2 separate regions of the Homo sapiens genome follow, and region 2 is linked to region 1. A link is a loop called in an ENCODE intact Hi-C map of the cell type or tissue named here. Cell type or tissue: heart left ventricle. All regions are shown on one strand. Links, peaks and the distances in the headings refer to the core of each region. The heading gives the core; the rest is flanking DNA.

Region 1 (7,345 bases), core at 1,189-6,188:
CATTTATGTATAGGATTATTATTGTTTCCGTCTTCAAACCACAGCTCGCAGAGCCAGCGACCACATGATGAGAAACAGCCATGCTTCTTAGATTTTGGCAAGGGTGGCTAATGTAAAAACGGCCCATCTCCAAAACATGATGGATGCCACATACCCCATGGTTTCCAGGATGAAGCCAGACACTGTCTCTTCCATAGTACCTGGAGCAAGGAGAAACTTTCAAAAACATCTGCACCCTATAAGGTTGAAGATGGGTTGGCAAGAGGAGGACGTGCTTGTGGGAATCATACTTGTAGGTAGGCAGACGTGTTTGGACTTGCCTGGCATATTTTTCTCCTTGGAGCAATTCATCTTCTCTTGACATAAAACTTTCTCACTAGTCAGAAGCAACACTTTCCGAGATGTCATTTAATTCACACTAACAAATTACAAGGAACTTCAGGTGAATAGGTGGGAAGGCAGCGTTTGGAGCTAGCCCGATAGGATCCTAAATATGGTTCTGTCTGTTGGCCTTAGAGTATCATTTGCATCAGTCTCGTTTCCCTCCTCGTCGGGGGCGCAGGACAGCGGCCTCATTTCGTAAGACTTGAGTGAAGTGGTGTAAATGGGCTGATAATTGGTGGGCTTCTTCTTACCATCACAGAACTTTAGAAATTAAGGAAAACCTTACTCGGACAAAATAAAGCAGTCTCTAAGTTAGCTAGACTTTCGATCTATGTGGAATGTAGAAATGTGATCTTCTGTTTCCAAACACTCCATATGTCATAAGTCAAGATGTGGCTTTAGCAAATACTCACTGATAGATATGTTCTGTTAGATACGTTCTCTGTCTTCCAGCATCTTACAGTTTACTTGACAAGGTGAACTCAGCGAATCACCAGTGATGAGTGTAAGGCTTGTAGGCCTTGTATTTTAGTCTCTGTTATCTTGATTAGTGAGCGCCCTGGAAATGAAACTCCTTAATAACTGTTTTGGCCATGATGCAAAATAAAAGGTCATCATTGAACTGTGTGTATGGTGGTGTCCAGGGGAGGGGGAAACAGAGAGAAGTCCTGTGTGGTCCAAAGGGGCTTTTTAGAGTCTGGAGAAGGTTTGTGTCATTTTTGGTTTAGGGGCATGGTTGATGCTATGGGACATTCTAGAGAGAAATGGAAGGTGGACGCCCCCTGCAGACCACAGCCCTTTCTACCCCAGTGGGAGAGAAGGGAAGGAAGTAATATCCTATCTCCATCTTCACATTCTGTTTTTTTTTCTTCCATGTTCCTTTTTTCTCCTGTCTCCTTTTCCTTTCTCCTTTCTGTTGTCTCTTCCCACCCCTTCTGGGAAGAACAGAAAAAAACCGACACTTATCGGTGCCCTGCCATGTGTCATCATCTTGCCAGCTTAAGGGTAAGAAAGAGGGTGGGGCACAAGGAGCCGAGTAGCTGTGTAGATTTGTCTACAGCCTGGCAGTCACAATGCCTCCATTGAAAACCCAAGCCGCATGATTTATATATCTTATCATCATCACGAATTTTTATTCTGAGAAACTAGGCAAGAGAAAACATCTTCAGTCAACCATTACTGAGTGTAAACTAGGAGTCAAGAACAGTCATAGCCTATCTCATTTAGCTTTCTTAACCCTGTGAAGTAGGTATATTATTCCAATTTTATAAAAGAGGAACTAGGATTCAAAACGTTGAGTGAACTAGCCAGCATGTTCCCTGGTGCCTAGCAGGTACTCATTACATACTCGCTAAATGAAGAAGTAAGCAAAGTAAGTCATTGAGCCAGGATTTTAAAGCAGATTTTATAACCTCGAGTTCCGTGCTCTTTCTGCTTTATTGTTTGTTTTCTGGGAGAGACTTGGGTGAGCCTAAAAGATCAGTAGTATCCTGTACTATTTATGGAACAATTAATATTTGACTTTTGAAATAAGAATGCAGTATGTTGGTTTCATTAGTCTTTATCTCTCTTTCTCTCTCTCTTGCTTTAGGTAGTATATAATTGTTTATACATCCCTATCCTTAAATCCTTTTTCTTTCTTTCTTTTTTTCTTTTTTTGACTCACTCTTAGGTCTTTTATACTGGCAACCAGCTTAGTTGTTTAAAAACATAGATTCCAGGTCAAGAGTTTCTGGGTTTAAATCTAGGTTTTGCCATGTCTTGCTCTGTGATCTTGGGCAAGATACTTAACCTTGCTGGTTTTCAGAATTATTAACTTTAAAATGAGGATAATAATAAAAACCTACATCAAGGGGTTCCCATGAAGGTTATACAAGTTGTTATATGGATAGCACCCAGAACAATTCCTGGCACAGAGTAAATACTATCTACATGCAGTTAATATGGCAGCATTGCTAATGTTATTATTCTGTGTGCTTTTTGCAATCTTCCCCTTTTATTTCTTAAGCTCTTATTTTTTTTTTATTTCCACCTTGTTTTCTTCTTTATAGTTTGGTTTCATGTTTGGTTGTTTTTGTGGGTTTTTTTTGGTGGTAAAATATATCTAACATAAAGTTTGTGATTTGAATGATCTCTGAGTGTATAATTCAGTGATATTAATTACATCCACAGTCTTGTGCACCATATCTATTTCTAAGTTTTTCCTTACCTCAGAGAAATTCCTACCCCGTGAAGCGACAATCATCCACTCCCCTTTCACCTCAACCCTGGACACCACCAATCTGTTTTGCGTCTCTGTGAGTTTGACTACTCTCAGAACCTCTCGTAAGTGGAATCACACAGTATTTGTCCTTTTGTGTCTGGCTTCTTCCACTTAACATAATCTCTTCAAGGTTTGTCTGTGCCGTAGCATTATTAGAATTCCTTTCCTTTTTACGGCAAAATATTATTTTCTGTCTACACCACATTTTTTCTGTTCATCTGATGACGGACCCTTGGGATGTTTCCACTTTTTGGAAATTGAATAATGTTCGATGAACATTGGTGGGCAAGTATCTGTTGAGTCGCTGCTTTCGTTTGCTTTGGGCATATACCGAGAAGCAGAATTGCTAGATCGTTTGGTAGTTTAACTTTTTCAGGAGCATCCAGACTGCTTTCCACAGCAGCTGCAGGAGTTTGCATCCCCACCAGCAATGCACGAGGATTCCAGTTTCTCTACATCCTCACCAATATTTACTTTTCATTTCTTTTGTAATAGCCCTCCTAATGGGATGGGCATGTGGTTGTCACATGGAAATATTGGCTAGTAAATAAAAGGAGGAAAAATTGAAAATTGAAGAATCAAACGGTGCTTCAGACATGAGTCCCTAGTCAGGTCACTGACTTAGAATTATTTATTCAGCAAGAATCATGTCTCTGTAGGAGCTATCACGTTCCAAAACCTCTGGGAGCTCAGAAAATGAAGTTTCATTGTACTCTTTACCCAGGGTTAAAGATCTCCATTCCCTCCCCAAGGGTGGGTAAGAGATGAGTGGGGTGCCACCGAAGCAGGGGCTGATAGCAGGAAGATACTTCCTTATCTTTATTTCTTTTGATGAAGCACTGTGAGCCAAGCCTCAGAGGAGCCAGCCTGTGACTGTACATTTTGGAATCTGTCTGCTCACAGGTGTTGGCAGGCCCTGGTCCTGGTCCAGCACAGCGTTTTCCCTGGAGGAATGCCATGCTTTGAATTTCCTTGTCTACAGACTGTGTTATTGTCCAGCCTCTCAGTGGGATCAGAAAGAGGTTGGTTTGTCTGGCAATTGCCAGAACAGTGCCTATCCGTGACCTCTTGTCTGAGCATCTGCCAGAGAAAGCTGTGATCTCTCCAGGGAAGTGTAGGGCTTGAAGACACACTTAGCAATGGCTGATCTTTCTCCCAGCAGTTCTGATCACTCCCTGACCATCCTCACATCCTGCCTTTGTCCTTCCCCCTTTGTCCTAAAGTGCTGTCCGCTGCCGTGACTGTGTCTTGTTTCCCTGGTGGTGGTGGAGGTGCTGAGGTCTGGGGAAGGGTTGGGAATCACGATGGTGGGTGCAGGGCTTGCTCCTCTGTGTAACTGCATAGCCTGCTGGCCTGGAGAAAGTCCTTTCCTGCACAGCACTGCCTCTCACCACCCTACCCCAGCCAGCCAGCCCACATCTTGGTTTTCCTCAGGGGAGATAATCCCTGCCACTGCTGATTCACGGCTCCAAGGAAGTGAAATCATGTGAGGTGAAACTGCATTGCTAGCCAAAAAAATAGTTTTTCTTAATAATGTCTATCAGAAGCATGTTGAGGAGGAAGGATGTCTTCTGTGTCTCCCAGCAGCAAGCGTGCTGAAATAGCAGCTCAGTAGATGCTCAATGAATTCCAGTTGAAAGAAAGATGCTCGTACTTCTGATTTCACAATGAAGTTGATTTTCTGGGGATCACTCCCCAGTTGACATCCCCCCTGTCTGAGAGTAACACTCAGTTGCTTTGACTGTCTTTTAACAAATTGATCTTTTTCTCCTGTTCCTTTTGCTTCTCTCCCTAAAGGGGTTCCCCATATTTGGCATCATTAAATAAATTCATTAAGTGTCCCGTCGTGTAGGGCCAGTGTTTCATTTCGTTAATTAAAATCCATGCCCTGAACTGAGTTCGGAAGCCCTAAGAGCCAGAGCAGACTGCGAGGCACCTGCGGAAAAACGCAGCATATGCGCATACCCTAGACACAGACGTCATGGTGTTCCGCACCAGCGACGTCGCCTCAGTGCCAATTCATAAATCAGAACTTCTCTGAGATGCAGGTCATGTTCTGGGGCCGACTTCTTCATGGAAAGCACAGAGGCATCTTGCTAAAGAAGAGGAGGAGATGGAGGAAGTGTAAAGCTGGGGCTGGTAAATAAGTCCCTCTCCCTCCCCCACGTTCCCCTCCCATAGGCTTTGAACTTTCTGTGTTTCTGTAGGTGTCCCTAGTTTGGATGGGGACACTGGAAAGCTAGCCAGCTCTTGTTCTGTTGTTGCACTTCATTTGTTTTGGGCTTTTAAATACTGGGCTTGGCTTTATTTGTTGGAGTTACGCCTCTACTTTGCATTTCATAGGTGAAGTTAGAGGCAGTATTGTGTCTTCTGTGAGTTAACATTCACCAGATAGTTACTGAATTTTTACTCTGTGCCTAGTAGTCTTCTAGGCTCTGGGAATGCATTAGGTAACTTGATAGATGTGGTCCTGGCCTAATGAGTATGTGTCTATTTGTTCAGTTTTCAAGGGGTTAGAGCACAGTGTTTAAAATAACACCTGTATCATGAATTCTATTCTATATAAACCCATTAGCATTGCATGGAGAAAAGGTCCATTCATCACAACACATTATACCCCTAATCCCAGCCCACTGGTTGGCAGGTGTGTGCCATTGATCTCAAGAGTCTAGGGAAGTTATGAGCTGCCCTGGACAATTTGTCACCCATCAGCCAACAGCTTTTTATTTAGCATCCTCTATGTGGCTAGCAACATATAGAAAATCGTTTCAGAATTTATGCCCTGCCAATGCTCTTTTCATTAGAGCAGCACAATCTGTGGTCTTTTTAGTCAGAGAAGATGGCTTCTCTATATGTATTTATGAAATTAAACAAGAAACATTTCTTCCATTGGGCATTCGTTGTTAACTGCCAGGAGGATTTTAGGTGTTGGGAAGTTAAATATTATAATGGGTATAAAACTCAGTCCCCAAACTCTAATGTGCCAAAAATAACATTTCATTTTTTTTTCTATACATCTGCCCAATTTCTGGCTGATTGTCTTTCCACTGGTGTGGTGGAAAACTTCATCTCCCTTCTCAGGGTTCTGGGCTCATCCCCAGGACCAAGCTGTTAGGGGCATGGCTCTCTTGGCCTGCCCCCTGTGCATGTCTATTGGCTCTCTGATGCATCCTTGCCACACATAGGACTCAGGAGTTGCATGTGTCTCTGTCTATCCAAATCCCCCTCCTGGGGAAGTTGTGCTTCTGGGTGGCAGCCCTGCTTAGAACTGGGGCCTAGGCCCCTGCTCCGTCAGCCCTGCAGGCTGCATTAGTCTCTCCCCCACCCCCTACTGCATCCCAGATTTTGCAGATGGTTTCTGCTTTCTCTACTGCCACATGCCTCCCCTGAGGCACTGAGCAGAGTCTGATCTGTGGGAGAAAAAGAAAGGCAATGCAAAGAGAAGAGCACAAATTGATATCTTGAAATATCATCCAGCCCTACAGTTCATAATTGTATCATCTGTAAATATTTACCAAACACGTTGGCATAAATTACCTGTTTAATCCTTATAGCACCCTCAGGCATTTGTTACTGTTCTCCATTTCTCAGGTGTATAAACAGACTTAGGCTAAATACTTGTCATATGGGTGGACGTCGTAATCAACAAATGAATTAATGCGGAATTCAGGGTTTGGACCTAGTTGTTTCTACTCTAGTCCCATGACTTCCGTGTAGCACAGGGCTGCTTCTCAGGTTGTCCTGAGGCTTATGAAGCCACCTGTGATATGTAACTTTAACAAGCATGACAATTTGTTTACTGGACATTAGAAACTTCTAGGTAAGTGGTGTTTTATTTATTCATGTGTCTTAATCATTCCATTTCTTCGAAGGTTAGATTTTCTTTTTCTTTTTTTTGAGACGGAGTCTTGCTCTGTCACCAGGCTGGAGTGCAGTGGCGCAATCTCGGCTCACTGCAAGCTCCACCTCCCGGGTAGCTTGGACTACAGGCGCATGCCACCACCCTCAGCTAATTTTTATATTTTTAGTAGAGACAGGGTTTCACCATGTTGGCCAGGATGGTCTCAATCTCTTGACCTTGTGATCCACCCACCTCGGCCTCCCAAAGTGCTGGAATTACAGGCGTGAGCCACTGCGCCCAGCCGAAGGTTAGATTTTACCTGTGTCCTTTTTACAGCTTTTTTTTTTTAAGTTTCTTCATCTCTTACTTTCTCAGTCTCACTTCATACCACCTAGTACTGTGATCCGCACATAGATGGATAATGAGAGGGAAGTGAGTGGTAAATTAAACATATGCTCTTAACTAAGGCATAAAAAGTCATTTTATGAGAAGGCCCTCCCCTATTTCTGAAATGAGGCAAGCAAAGGCCTCATGGAAGTAGAACTTTCCTCCTAAATGTGGGAGATGACCAGAGTGGTGAGGAAAATGCTTGGAGTCCCCAGCTCCTTGATGTCCCGGGAGAAAATGCTTATTTCAGAGGGTGAGGGCATCCAAAGTGCTGACCTCTAGAGAGAGTAACTCTCACAGCGTCTCTAGCCATCCGACACGTGGACAACAGTAACCCGATGGCCAGGGCCTCTCATCGTGTGTCCTTTACCTAAAGCCCCGCGTCCCTCTCAGCTGACGCCTTCGCTTTCATTTTGTCGGGCCAATCTCTGACTCTCAAAACACACAGGGCACATCCGAGGAAGGGTGTA
Region 2 (7,345 bases), core at 1,402-6,401, 170 kb after region 1:
CTGTGAACATGTGTGCACAAGTTTTTATATAGAAATATATTTTAATTTTTTTCAAGTGTATATCTAGAGTGGAATTACCAGATCATATGGTAAGTATGCAATTAATATTTTGAGGAACTGCCAAACTGCTTTCCAAAGTGGGTGCATAATTTTACATTCCCACCAGTAATATATGAGAGTAATACGGAGAGTACCTCTCCATATCTTTGCTACCACTTGTTATTACATGTCTTCTTGATTTTAGCCATTTTAGTGGATGGGCGGTAGTATCTCACTGTGGTTTCAATTTGAATTTGCCTGTTGTCTCATCCGTGAAAGGGCCCTAGTGTGGAACCTCAGGAGAATGGAAACTCCCCCTGCTGTGTTTAATCTTATATCCCTAGGGCCTAGAATAGTGCCCAGTGTACAATAGGCTCCCAATAAATACTTGTTGATTGATTAAATATTCAATACTTCCATTATTTAATCCCTAGAATTAAGTTAGCTTCTTATAGGTTAGTTATAAGGTGTTCTGAAACCATATAAGTGAACTTTTCATACTATCTCACATTAAAATCTGTTGACCTATCTTAAAAAAAAAAAAGTGATTGTCTTCCTTCTGGAGGGCAGTACAGAAAAAAAAAAAAAAAAGCCAGGCTAAGAAGGTGAAGAGGACAACTCTTGGGTAAGTGTGAGTTAGTAAGTAGAATCAGAAAAACTGGCCGGGCGTGGTGGCTCATGCCTCTAACCCCAGCACTTTGGGAGGCCGAGTCAGGCAGATCACCTGGGGTCAGGAGTTCGAGACCAGCCTGGCCAACATGGCGAAACCCCATCTCTACTAAAAATACAAAGATTAGCTGGGCGTGGGGGCTCATGCCTGTAATCCCAGTTACTTGGGAGGCTGAGGCACAAGAAATGCTTGAACCCGGGAAGCGGAGGTTGCAGTGAGCCCGAGATCATGCCACTGCACTCCAGCCTGGGCGACATGAGACCCTGTCTCAAAAAAAAAAAAATCAGAAAAACTGACATCCATGTCCTAATATGTATCAGAAGCCTCTTCTATCTGCATCAGGTTTTCTCCAAAGATTTACATCTTACTGGGATAAAAATGTGTACATGTACCCAAACATTACACCATGCCCTATAAATTTGTACAATTATTATTTGTCTATTAAACATACAATAAAACTTTTAAAATGTCAAAAAATAAGCACATAATGACCTATCATCAAAAAAAAATAATGTGTTCAAGTGTTTCATTAACTATAAAATGCTTCAGAGGTGTATGACTTCCTTTCTTTTTATTGGAAAGGGACATGTAGATGGCTCTAACAATACAGCAAACCTGCAAATGAGGTGAATCTATATTTTCTAGAAGGTGTCATTTCATTTTCAAGGTACTGAAGAACCAGATATCCTTTAATAATGTTAATTTATTGAAGAATTTTGAGGTTATAAAATGTTAATGCACCTCTCTAGTCTTTCACACTTTACTCTGGAGAGAATTGCATTTTCCCTGGCCCGTCTTAAGGAGCAAGCAATATTGAGGTGGGAGGGGACAGAGGGAGAAGGACAGAGTGTCTTTATTTAATATGTGGATAAAGACTAGGAATTTGCATTGCTTTTTATTCCTTTCTTTCTGTTCAGTATTCCTTTTCATCTTTTTTTCCCTATGGAAATAAAAAGGTAGTACTTTCATATCTCCTTAAAATGACTAAATGTAGAATTTAACCTTTCTTTCCTCGTGTCTGCCCACTTCAGGCTTTAGGGCACAACTCTGTGCTGCAAAATGATAAAGAATCCTGGTTAGATGGGCTCAGCAGCAGGAGAGGACAGATTAGAAGACAGAAGACTGGGTTCTGGACTCGGCTCCTCATTAATTAGCTCTGTAACCACATGAGTGACCTCACATCTCTGGGTCTCAGTTTCTCACCTGGAAAATAAGTGTGATAAGGCAGGGCCCACCCAGCTCTTAGATTGCATAAATTTATGGCATAGCCAGTCAAAAAGCATTCATCAAGTGCCCTGCCAAATTCCAGGACACTCTTAGGTGGTGGGATGGGAAGGGGAACACACTTTCCTCCTTGGAAGATCATAGAGTAGGACATGATGCTGCTATGAGAGTGTGTGTCCAACCGAATTCAGCCAGCAGAGCAAAGGAGAAGCGAAATACCGGGAGTGCGTGTGGGAGGATTTTACTGTCTGGAAGAAGTGAGCCTTGAGCTGCATCTTGAGGAAACCATGGGATGTGGATTGGGGGAGAGGTCACGTGGGCCGGAGGCAAGTGGAATGGAGCAGAGAGCCCTGGGCCAGGCATCGTGAGTTCGAGGCATCACCCCAGCTCTGTAGCTAATGGGCAGCGCAGCCACAGGTGTCACCTCATGTATCTGGGCCTCAGTGTCGCTCTCTGTTGTGTTGATCATCTCTAAGGCTCACTGGAAGGCAGTAAAGATTAGTGACTGACAACAGGCTGTAGAGTCAGAGGGAGCTGGGGAAGGTCAGAGGTCCAGATTGCTGCACTTGGAAGCAGTGTGGCCTTGAACGTGCCGTTTAATCTCCCTGGGCCTCAACTTTCTCATCTACAGATCACAGTCATAACCCTGAAGTTTCTGTGAAAACGTGTGAGAGGCTCCGTTAGCGCAGTGTGAGTGCTCAACAGGTAGCAGCGGTGGCTGTCATTGTATTAAAGCTCTTCCGAGAGTGAAGCTGAATTAAAGGAGTGATATGGTTAGGTTTTGTGTCCCCACCCAAATCTCATCTTGAATTATAATCCCCATAATCCCCATGTGTCAAGGAAGAGACTGGGTGGTGGTAGTTGGATCATGGGGGCAGTTTGCTCCATGCTCTTCTCATGATAGTGAGTGAGTTCTCTTGAGATCTGATGGTTTTGTAAGCGTTTGGTAGTTCCTCCTGCATTCATTCTCCTTCCTGCCGCCCTGTGAGGAAGCTGCCTTGCTTCCACTTCGCCTTCACCTTTGCCGTGATCTTAAGTTTCCTGAGGCCTCCCCAGCCATGCGGAACTGTGAGTCAATTAAACCCCTTTCCCTTATAAATTACACAGTCTCAGGCAGTTCTTCATAGCAGTGTGAAAACGAACTAATATAAGGAGAGAGTTTTAAGGAAGCAACTTGATGAAATGGGTCATTTAAGAAACTTGGCGTGGGAAATAAAATGTAGTGTTTCCAGCCTTAATAAACAAGGAAATTTTGGCTGGATGCAGCGGCTCATGGCTGTAATCCTAGCACTTTGGGAGGCTGAGGCAGGAGGATCGCTTGAGCCCAGGAGTTTGAGACCAGCCTGGGCAACATAGTGAGACCCCTTCTCTATTTAAAAACCAAAACAAAACAAAAACAAGGAAATCCTGTCACATGCTACAACATGGATGAAGCTTGCAGACACTACGCTAAGTGAAGTCAGCCACAAAAAGATAAACACTATTTGATTCCAGTTATATGAAGTATCTAAAGCAGGCAAATTCAACGTAAAAAGGTGGTTGCCAGAGACTGGAGGGAGGAGAAATGGGGAATTGTTCAATGGGTATAGAGTTTCAGTTTTGCAAGATGAAAAAGTTCTGGATGACTGTTATACAACAGTGTGAATATACTTAATAGTACTGAACTGTACACCTTAAAACCTAGTGGCACAAATACATGATGCATATTCTTCCATTTTTATTTAACAAATATTTAATTAAATACAACATAGAAAGCAGATGCTAGGTACTAGATGTAGGAGCAGAGATAGATGATTAAGGCAGAGGAGGTCTTTGCCTTCATAGGAAGGTCGTTTAGGAGAAAATGACGTGGAGTTTTCGTAGAGTGACTTCAATTCTAGACCCAGATACGTCATTACTCAGGCAGTGACCTTGGGCAAGTTACTTAATTCTTCTAAACTTTAGATTTCTGTAGATGTAAAATAGGAATAATTAGTATCTGTCTCACAGATTGTCATAGGAATTAAAGAAAAATGTATTTAGAATAATGACACATGTTCAGCATGCTCAGTGAAGTTCTGTTTCTTGCTGTGCTCATCAATTCCTCTCTCACAGGGGCTTCCAGACTCATGGAACAGGTAGGAGAAAGCCCTACCCACAACAAAGCCCACAAAGGCATTTTTAAAAGCTGAACAGAGAGGGGGACAAGATGCCCAGGGAGGGCCACGCATGGCCTCGGCCCGCCTAGTGAGCCCCTTCCAGCCTGAAGACACAGAAGCCCTCCGCCCACCTAGTGAGCCCCTTTCCAGCCTGAAGACAGAGAAGCAGGCCAGATAGAGGGGCCGCCTGTCAATCTCATCCCAGGTGGAGGGGCCGCTTGCCAATCTCATCCCAGTAACTTCCCCCGTAGTAGTTTCCTCTAGATATGAGACTCAGGAACAACTGAAGAGGGACTTAAACCACAAGCCGAAGGTGTGGAGCCATCTAGAGGAGCTTGTTGGGAGCCGTTGTGGGTTTCCAAATCTAAGAGAACGTAGGGAGATGGAAAAAGCTTCCCAAGAGTGATGGCTGACACACGCTGGCAAAGATTACAGGGAGAGGTGGTGGAATTTCTTCCTTTAATGTCTGTCTTAAGGCAAAGCTGCATTCTCACGTGTCTGGGTGGCTGTTATGGGGTCTACTCTGAGAGTAACACGTCCATTCCTGCTGAGCTCTTGGCGAGTTTACATTTTCCTGTTTTGTTTTGGTTTTTTTCTTTTGAGACAGAGTCTTGTTCTGTTGCCCAGGCTGGAGTGCAGTGGCACGATCTCGGCTGACTGCAACCTCTGCCTCTCGGGTTCAAGCAATTTTCCTGCTTCAGCCTCCTGAGTAGCTGGGATTGCAGGTACACGCCGCCACACCCGACTAATTTTTTTTTTTGTTTTTTTTTTTTTGAGACGGAGTTTCGTTCTTGTTGCCCAGGCTGGAGTGCAATGGTGCGATCTCGGCCCACTGCAACCTCCATCTCCTGGGTTCAAGCAATTCTCCCGCCTCAGCCGCCCAAGTAGCTGGGACTACAGGCATGCACCACCACACCTGGCTAATTTTTGTATTTTTAGTAGAAACAGGGTTTCTCCATGTTGATCAGGCTGGTCTCCAACTCCCAACCTCAGGTGATCCGCCTGCCTTGACGTCCCAAAGTGCTGGGATTACAGGCGTGAGCCAACGTGCCTGGCTGCTAATTTTTATATTTTTAGTAGAGTTGGGGGTTTCACCATGTTGGCCAGGCTGGTCTCGAACTCCTGACCTCAAGTGATCCACCCGCCTTGGCCTCCCAAAGTGCTGGGATTACAGGCGTGAGCCACTGCGCCCGGCCTGAGTTTTCATTTTCAAAGATTACTTAGTACTTGGCTTGGTTGAGAAAACAATGCCTTCCTTTCATGTGTCGTTTCATCCAATCATCGATCCATTCATGTATACAGCTAACCTTTAGTGGGTGCCCAGTATGGAAAAGATACTTAGCTACAAAGCATCTCTTCCTTCGTGTCATTTGCCTAAATGGCAACCTATATTTTGGTCATCCTCCAACTGTGTGCAAAGATAATTTTGAGGGAACACCTCTATGCCAAGCTTGTGCAGGGTACCGCTGTTTCCCTACTTTGGGGAAGATTGCTAGATGGCATGGCCCTGATGCTTTCAGACACCCCAAGTAGCTGTGACTGAAGGGGGCAGAAGCCACAACTCTCCAGTCGTGAGTAGGGGAGGAAGCTGGTATGTAACAAAAAATGTGACCCTGGACCTTTGGGTCCTTAAGAGTCCAGAGCTGACATCTGCTGTCATTCTGGCCATGCCCTGCCCTGCGTGCGGTGCCTTCGGGAGCACGTGGGTCTCCCTGGTGCAGTCAGCTCTGGAAGTAAAACCTGGGAACTTTGCCCACCCCATAGTACCTGATACCCTGCCAGAGTTTTTGGTATAGTGCAGTTTTATCCTGGAGCAAGTTTGGTACTAAATCAGAGAAGTGCTTCCAATTTTCTTTCCTCATTTGGCGGTCTCACTGTTTTGCCTGTCCTCTCTTCTGCCCAATGAGAGAGCAGAAATCTCTACTTAAAGGCTTCCCTGAACGGTTGCCCAACAACTGAATTGAACGACTTGTGGGAAAAACAGATGAGAGAGAGTCAACAAGGTGGAAGTTGGAACTGTGAGAGCTTCTTGAATGAGTATCTGTGAATATTGTCCATATGGCTGAATTTGGTAAATCCTGCTGAGACTGTTGACATGAATGGGAGCTTTGCCTGAACAATGCATTTGGCCCAGGAAATCGCAGTAGTGCGCGGCGCTGACTTCAGATGTTTGGGGTTAAAGGAGGATGTGCCCTTCTTTCATTTCATCGCCTTCCCAAGGTGCACTTCTCCAGGGACGGATGCCTGGAGCCTTAGAAAAGAGAGAGAGAGAGCGAGAGCGAGCAAGCACGAGCGCGCGTGTGTGTGTGCACACGCACGTGTGGCAGAGAGCAAGAAAGCTTGGGGGAAGGGCAGAGAAGCAGGGACAGAGAAGGAGAAATGGATTTTGCAATCGTCCTGAACAATGTAGAAGAGATGAATCAGGTCCTCTAAATGCCATTCCTGTTACTGGTCACATTCCTTTTGTACTTTTTTATCCAGCTCTATTCCTCTGAAGCCAATGGCCTCTATCTTACTATATTTCACACCAAAGAACTGAGCACTCCCTCGTCAGGGCCCTTGTGCCTGTGGGAGGCAGAAAAAGAATGTCATAATTAGGGAGGCAGAGACTGAAAATCCCTTTGCTAGCACAGTGTCTGAGCACTTTGCCTCACCCATTCAGGACTGACAAGAACACGAGCAGGGGACATGTCTTCTTACCATGATCAAATTCTATTTATTAAGGACTCACTTGGATGCAGCCCTGTTCTAGTAGAGATTTGAAGAGAGTCTTTCCTAGGAAGATTTTTTTAAAAGAGGCTTATAACACATGTAAAAATGTCTTTTGATCACGGAGTTAAGAGGAACTATGGAGAGCCAAGTACAAAGTGGGCCCAGTGAAAGGGCCCCACTAGAGTCACTGGATGAGAGGTTGGTGGGATTGCTGCAGAGAATGGTAAGTGAGGCTTCACCCTCAGCGGAGGAAGTTAGCATCGTGCAAAGGATACCATAAGATGGTGTCAGCAGTAAAACAGCCGAGCTCCTCAGACTGAGGCAGCAACTAGAGGCATGCTGGCGGTGGCTTTTTTTTTTTTTCTTTTATTATTATACTTTAAGTTTTAGGGTACATGTGCACATTGTGCAGGTTAGTTACATATGTATACATGTGCCATGCTGGTGTGCTGCACCCACTAACTCGTCATCTAGCATTAGGTATATCTCCCAGTGCTATCCCTCCCCCCTCCCCCTACCCCACAACAGTCCCCAGAGTGTGATGTTCCCCTTCCTGTGTCCA

The links. Peaks named below come from ENCODE experiments on the same cell type or tissue, not always from the same donor. Only the 100,000 strongest peaks of a DNase experiment are listed, where the experiment ranks them.
Region 2: it touches region 1 in a loop (4-fold over the local background); 26 of 110 quality-filtered maps call a loop at or near these places.

The regions. Positions count from the first base shown.
Region 1 is chr1:245,994,291-246,001,635 of GRCh38, reverse strand. The region is part of intron 5 of SMYD3 (SET and MYND domain containing 3); the gene reads left to right. Among named protein-coding and RNA genes, the nearest start is that of SMYD3-AS1, 110 kb to the left of the region's middle. In heart left ventricle, for the core only: no CTCF peak of the experiment used is centred there; a DNase peak (open chromatin) is centred at 3,515.
Region 2 is chr1:245,822,357-245,829,701 of GRCh38, reverse strand. The region is part of intron 10 of SMYD3 (SET and MYND domain containing 3); the gene reads left to right. Among named protein-coding and RNA genes, the nearest start is that of SMYD3-AS1, 280 kb to the left of the region's middle. In heart left ventricle, for the core only: a CTCF peak has its summit at 4,421 (motif pointing left); no DNase peak of the experiment used is centred there.